2 separate regions of the Homo sapiens genome follow, and region 1 is linked to region 2. The links are chromatin loops, found by intact Hi-C in ENCODE. Cell type or tissue: PC-9. All regions are shown on one strand. Links, peaks and the distances in the headings refer to the core of each region. The heading gives the core; the rest is flanking DNA. Region 1 overlaps LOC124904265 (a long non-coding RNA gene). Region 2 has its middle 110 kb from the start of GATA6.

What was found. Peaks named below come from ENCODE experiments on the same cell type or tissue, not always from the same donor. Only the 100,000 strongest peaks of a DNase experiment are listed, where the experiment ranks them.
Region 1: it touches region 2 in a loop (8-fold over the local background); 16 of 110 quality-filtered maps call a loop at or near these places.

What each region holds. Positions count from the first base shown.
Region 1 is chr18:22,550,686-22,553,505 of GRCh38, forward strand. The region is part of intron 2 of LOC124904265 (a long non-coding RNA gene); the gene reads left to right. Among named protein-coding and RNA genes, the nearest start is that of CTAGE1, 130 kb to the left of the region's middle. In PC-9, for the core only: no CTCF peak of the experiment used is centred there; DNase peaks (open chromatin) are centred at 1,326 and 1,776; H3K4me3 peaks cover 852 bases; H3K27ac peaks cover 2,500 bases.
Region 2 is chr18:22,281,296-22,284,115 of GRCh38, forward strand. No RefSeq gene overlaps it. Among named protein-coding and RNA genes, the nearest start is that of GATA6, 110 kb to the left of the region's middle. In PC-9, for the core only: no CTCF peak of the experiment used is centred there; a DNase peak (open chromatin) is centred at 1,396; H3K4me3 peaks cover 281 bases; H3K27ac peaks cover 1,599 bases.

The DNA of each region.
Region 1 (2,820 bases), core at 177-2,676, 270 kb after region 2:
AGGAACTCCTGGGTGTAGGAAAAGTGGGTATCTCATTTCATAGAAGGAGATCAAATCAGAGAAGTTATAGGGGCCAGGTCATGGAAGGCCTTGGAAGTCATTGTAAAGACTTTCGTCTCTTACCCTGAGTGAGATGGGGACTATTGGAGAGTTTTGTGCAGAGAAGTGACATGAGATGACATAAGTTTAAAGGATCCGTGTTATGGGTAGACTTTAGAAGTACAAGGGAAGAAGCAGGGATACAGCTATTGCAATCATCCTGGAAGGAATCATGGTGGTCTGGCCAGGGTAGAAGCAGTGGAGGTAATAAGAGGGGACATATTCCAGATATATTTCAAAGGAAGCACCAACAAAATTTCCTGACAGATGGGATGTGGTGTGTAAGAGAAAAAGAGGAGTCAAAGATGACTCTAAGTGTTTTAGCCAGAACATCTGGAAGCAAGAGTTGCCATTTCTTGAGGTGGATCACAAACAGATTTGAAGAAAGGATGAGGAACTTGGTTTGGCCTTCAATGTTAGGTGATTGAGAAGATAAAGAAGAACCAGTAAAGGAAAACAAGAACAGCCAGTGAGGCAGGAGGAAAGCCAAGTGAGTGTGATGACCCAGAGGTCAAGTAAAGAAAGGGCTTTAGAGGAAACAGATTGATCAAGTAGAGCAACTGTTCAGAGAATTCAACTAAGATGAGGCCTGAGACTGACCTCTGGATTTATCAATGGAGGACACTGGTGACCCTGACAATCCCAGTGCTCTTGATCACTCAGTATAATATTTCAAGCAAGAAAAGAAAAGTAAGTTGCCTAGAATTCCATTTCTAGAAATTAGGAAATACAGTCATTGTCAAAAGGTTGCCATCTGTTAGGTAAGTCCTCTCAACAGTCATGGTGTGACATTGGCCCCATCTCACCTCCTGGCTGAACCACTGCTCATGAATTATAGTTCCAGTTTGTTAGTGAGTTCAGGGAAAGAGTCCATGATGTAACCTTCATCGTGTAACCTTGAACCAGTGCCCAAAATGACTTAGATTTCTCACTATGAAAATAAATATAATGGTCACCACTAAACTAAAATATCAAAACTTGATAAATGCTGGCCCGAGAGAACAATGCTGGCATTGGATTTGCTGAAAAGGAAAGCCACATTCCACAACTACCTTTAAGTCTGTGGAAATGGAAATTTTTTAAATACAGAAAAAGAAAAACTACCGACCCACATGCAAAGGGTGGATTAGGTGGTTTCCACATAGTTAGTGAGGTTCTGTTACCTTAGCGAAGTTCTGGTAAGAATGGGCATTCCTCACCAGCATAATCACTTGCCACTCTTTGGAATTCAGGAAGTGTTTCACAGCAAATGGATAAATGAAATGAGTCAGTGAACAGGATTCATTAGTTGCCTTTCCATAGCCTTCCCTGACTAATCTAACCGCATACTAATCATTGCTTCTTGTTTCTCTGACCCTACCAACTCAACTCTAAGTTCCTTGAGAACTATATAATAAGATGTATTTCTTTGTGTTCCTCACCACACTTAGTTTAGTATTATAGTTATTACTTAATATATACTTCTTGACTGAGCAAAAAATTTAAAAAAGAAATTGAGCTGTTAAGCTAAGGATATAAATTTAATTTAAATCTTCAAGAAAAAGAGATAAGAGAAACAGTGCAAATAAGCCTTACAATGTGCTCAGATTATAATGGTCTGCAGGATTAAACCAACTGGAGCCAACATTCCTCTGATGTTTTGGTATCCAATGGTCTTATCAGTAGGTTTCCAACCATTAATCGTGAGCCATTATTTACTGTTGCCAGTCACTGCCTTCTGGTGTCCCTAGTGATACAACCTTAACCTTCCAAGGGCCCTGTGTCACTTTTGTGTGATGTTTTCATCACACAAAGGGAAGACAGCTGTTTTCTTGGTCGCACTACTTCGTGGTGTCCCAATGAGATGATGGGACTATGTAGCTCTCTACACATGAACTGACTCCATATGCATTCCCACGGGGGATCTTAGCTTGCTTTCTCTCTTTCTTTTTCTTTCAACAAAAAAGGTTAAGTTTTTGTCATTGCTTACATCAGTAACAAAAAACAAATAGACAAACTTTGAAAGGATTGAGGATGGTCAACCCTAGTCAAAGATTGTCTAGCTCATGTTATTTATTCACATTCATGATATGAGTTTATTATATCCATGCTCTTCAGTAATGGCATTGATAATAGGAAGGTTGATTTGGAAAAGCAAAATGTTAAACACTAACCTGAGAAATAATCTGTGATCTTTTCTTCTCTCCAAATTAGTAAAACAAACACTGTGAGCTTTAAAATAATAGAGGTGTGTACTTGGAAATAGTGGATTGCTCTTTTCCGTTTTCCCAGCTGCCATGCTATGGCTAACATGATACTCGAGGTTGTAGCAGAACTTCCAAAGTAAACTTGATCTTTAGAGTTTTACAACAATGATGGGTGAACTTCAGAAAGTTCAGAGATTTTTCTGTCCAAATGGAGAAATAACATTCTTGTGCCAGTTTTCTGTATCTCTGAATTATTTAGTTGAAGTTTTCACAACAATGGCAATTTCTTGACCGTTTCATGCTGGTGACAGGAAATTACACAAGTAGAGTAAGTTTTCTCAACACCCATTCATCAGTTAGCAACAATTCATTGTAGTTTCTACTGTTTAGCCTGAGTCTAGATGCAAATGTTGAAAATGAGGGATATGGTGTTCAGGTTTTCAAAGTGAGATATGGAAGCCCACTCTTTATAGATCTGCCTTGTATCTTGATACAACTTTTTGGTCTCTGTCTTTGAGGGAAGCCATCCTTTAGA
Region 2 (2,820 bases), core at 245-2,744:
GATATAGTTTCAGGCAGACCACAAACTTCTCAGAGCCCTACCATGGGCTCATTAAGGATCCACGGACCCCAGGTTAGAATCTGTGGCTTAACCTCTGGTCCTCACAACATTTCGTACAAGGGATTTTTCTTCTGGAGTTTCTGTGGCCTTGTTAGCGATAGAAACAAAGTTATATCCCAGGTATCAAGTACATCCCACAGGGGTTGGGAGAGGTGGGAAAATTACATAATCAGCCTCTTACTTCCCTCACCTTGCACAAATATTCTACGGATAAGACGAAACAATTATAACACATGGAATATTATTCAGCAAGAAAAAGGAAGGAAATTCCGACACATGCTACAACATGGATGAAAGTTGAGAACCTCAAGCTGAGTGAAATAAGCCAGTCACAAGAATACAAATACCATATGCTCCTTATATGAGGTACCTAGAGAAGTCAAATTCATAGACATAGAAAGTAGAGGATGGTTGTCAGGGGGTGAGAGGAACAGCTCCGGAATTAATGTTTAAGGGGTATAGAATTTTAGTTTTGCAAGACAAAAAGGGTTCTGGAGATTGGCTGCACAACAATTAAATAGAATTAACGTCACTGAACTCTATATCTAAAAATGATTAAGATGGTAAATTTTATATTATGTGTATTTAACCACAGTTAACACATACAGACATAACACATACAAGAGTTTAAAACAACAAAGCCGAGCTGGACATGATGGCTCATGCCTGTAATCCCAGCACTTTGGGAGGTAGATTGCTGAGCTCAGGACTTTGAGACCAGCCTGAGCAATATGGCAAAACTGTCTCTACAAAAAAATACAAAAAATTAGCTGGGCATGGTGGTTCACACATGTGGTCCCAGCTACTCGGGAGGCTGAAATTGAGGCTGTAGTGAGCCGAGATCACACCACTGCACTCATGCCTGGGAGACAGAGTGAGACCCTGTCTCAAAACAACAAAAACAACTCAAAACAATTAAAAAAACCCAAAACAATGAAGCCTGAAGAATGCAGCTTGCCCAGCAGGGGAGTGTGTGGAGTGAGGAGGCGCAGCCCCATTGCACCTTGGCGCATTGTGGCCTGACCCAAAGCCATGAGTCTCTGGGGAGCCAGCTACTTCCCCTGCAGGGCAGGCTCCTGGAGCTGGGACCAGTGGCAGTGGCACTGAGAACCAGCACCAGCCACACCTTGAGTAGCTTTGGAATGGTTCTGCTTGGGTCTTTGAGCTTGTTGTTGGAGCACTTTCCGTTTCTATACTCAATCTTGTTATTGACATATACTTTTCCTGTAAGAGAATGACTTGTGACGATCTTCTAGCTTGTGACGATCTTCTAGAACGCTATTCAATTACAAAGAAAAACTGTGGCCTCATGTATGATTCATCATGCAGGAACTCTTCATTTGATAGGACCCATCTTTCTTATAACAGGAAGTAAATACGTGTTGCTAAGCTACTATGTCCACCAAAAGAAAAAAAACCATATAGTAGATTCCATTGTACTCTTTGTGCTCTGTGAGAGTTAATGATTCCTCTATGTTAATTCAGCTCTTTCATTCTTGACCTCTTTTACCTAAAGTTAATTAGAGTTTAGCCATAACGTACTTAGTGTAAACAGAAAAAAAAAAGGCCTGAGTCATAATTTCCCATGAGAAAAGAATGGGCTTTCTTAAACTTTCTCAAAGGAATTTAAAAAGCATTTATTGGTTCAGATTTTTAGTTCTGTGTCTATCTGCCTGTCTATTTGTCTATCTACCTAAGTATCTATCTATGTCTATCTATATTCCTATTGATGGTTCAGGGACCTTGCAAGCATCTGATTTAATCTTATTATTGCAAAAGAAAGAGATACAGACTGCACATGTAAGTTTTAGGAATTGCAAGTACCTCTTTTGAGCCACTGGGGTTGAGGCTTCAGTTCTCTACCACTGAGAAGAATCAGGCAGATAGAGACCATTTTATGACATAGATTAAGGGGTTTAGGTCAGAGGTCAGGAAGGACTATGTGTCAGGCCATTTCCCTAAGAGAGATGTCAAAATGAAAATGAATATTATTGCCTATATCAGATGTCCTGAACTTCAGGGCAATGAGAGGGTCCTGATCAATGGTATCATTCTGTCTGTATATTTACTTACATGAACTCAAATAGGCACACACATGGGTGAGGAGGGGGCCATTTAAGTGGACCTGGCAATTAGGCCTATGACTCAGTCCAAGTTCCCACAAGAAGATGGGATGGGGGTATAGGAATCTGCTGGCCCCACAATTGGGCTCTCTCACAGGCTCTCAGTGTAATCTCACTGTGCTGAGTGTGAGTCTAACAGTTTTGATCCCCACACAGCATGGCTCCTACATGCGAGTCATCATCTTCATGTAATGCTCGGTGATTAGTTTCAATTCCAGTGTAAGAGCTGGCTATGCTGAGCTTCCTGAGAGAGGAGATGTCCATTTCCAACGTGGTTCACAGTTATGGGTTTGCCCAGTCTAACAGGGGTCATAAAGATCTGAGAGAGAAAAAAAAATCGTGAAGCTGTGGCATTAAGTACTAAAATGGTTGCTAAGTTTACCTTCCCACTAGCAGTGTAGAAGTGTCCCCTGATCGCCGCATCCATGCCAACATCTACTGTTTTTTGATTTTTTGATTATGGCCATTCTTGCAGGAGTAAGGTGGTATCACATTGTGGTTTCGATTTGCATTTCCCTAATCATTAGTGATGTTGAGCATTTTTTCATATGTTTGTTGGCCATTTGTACATCTTCTTTTGAGAGTTGTCTATTCATGTCCTTAACCCACTTTTTGACAGGATCGTTTGTTTTTTTCT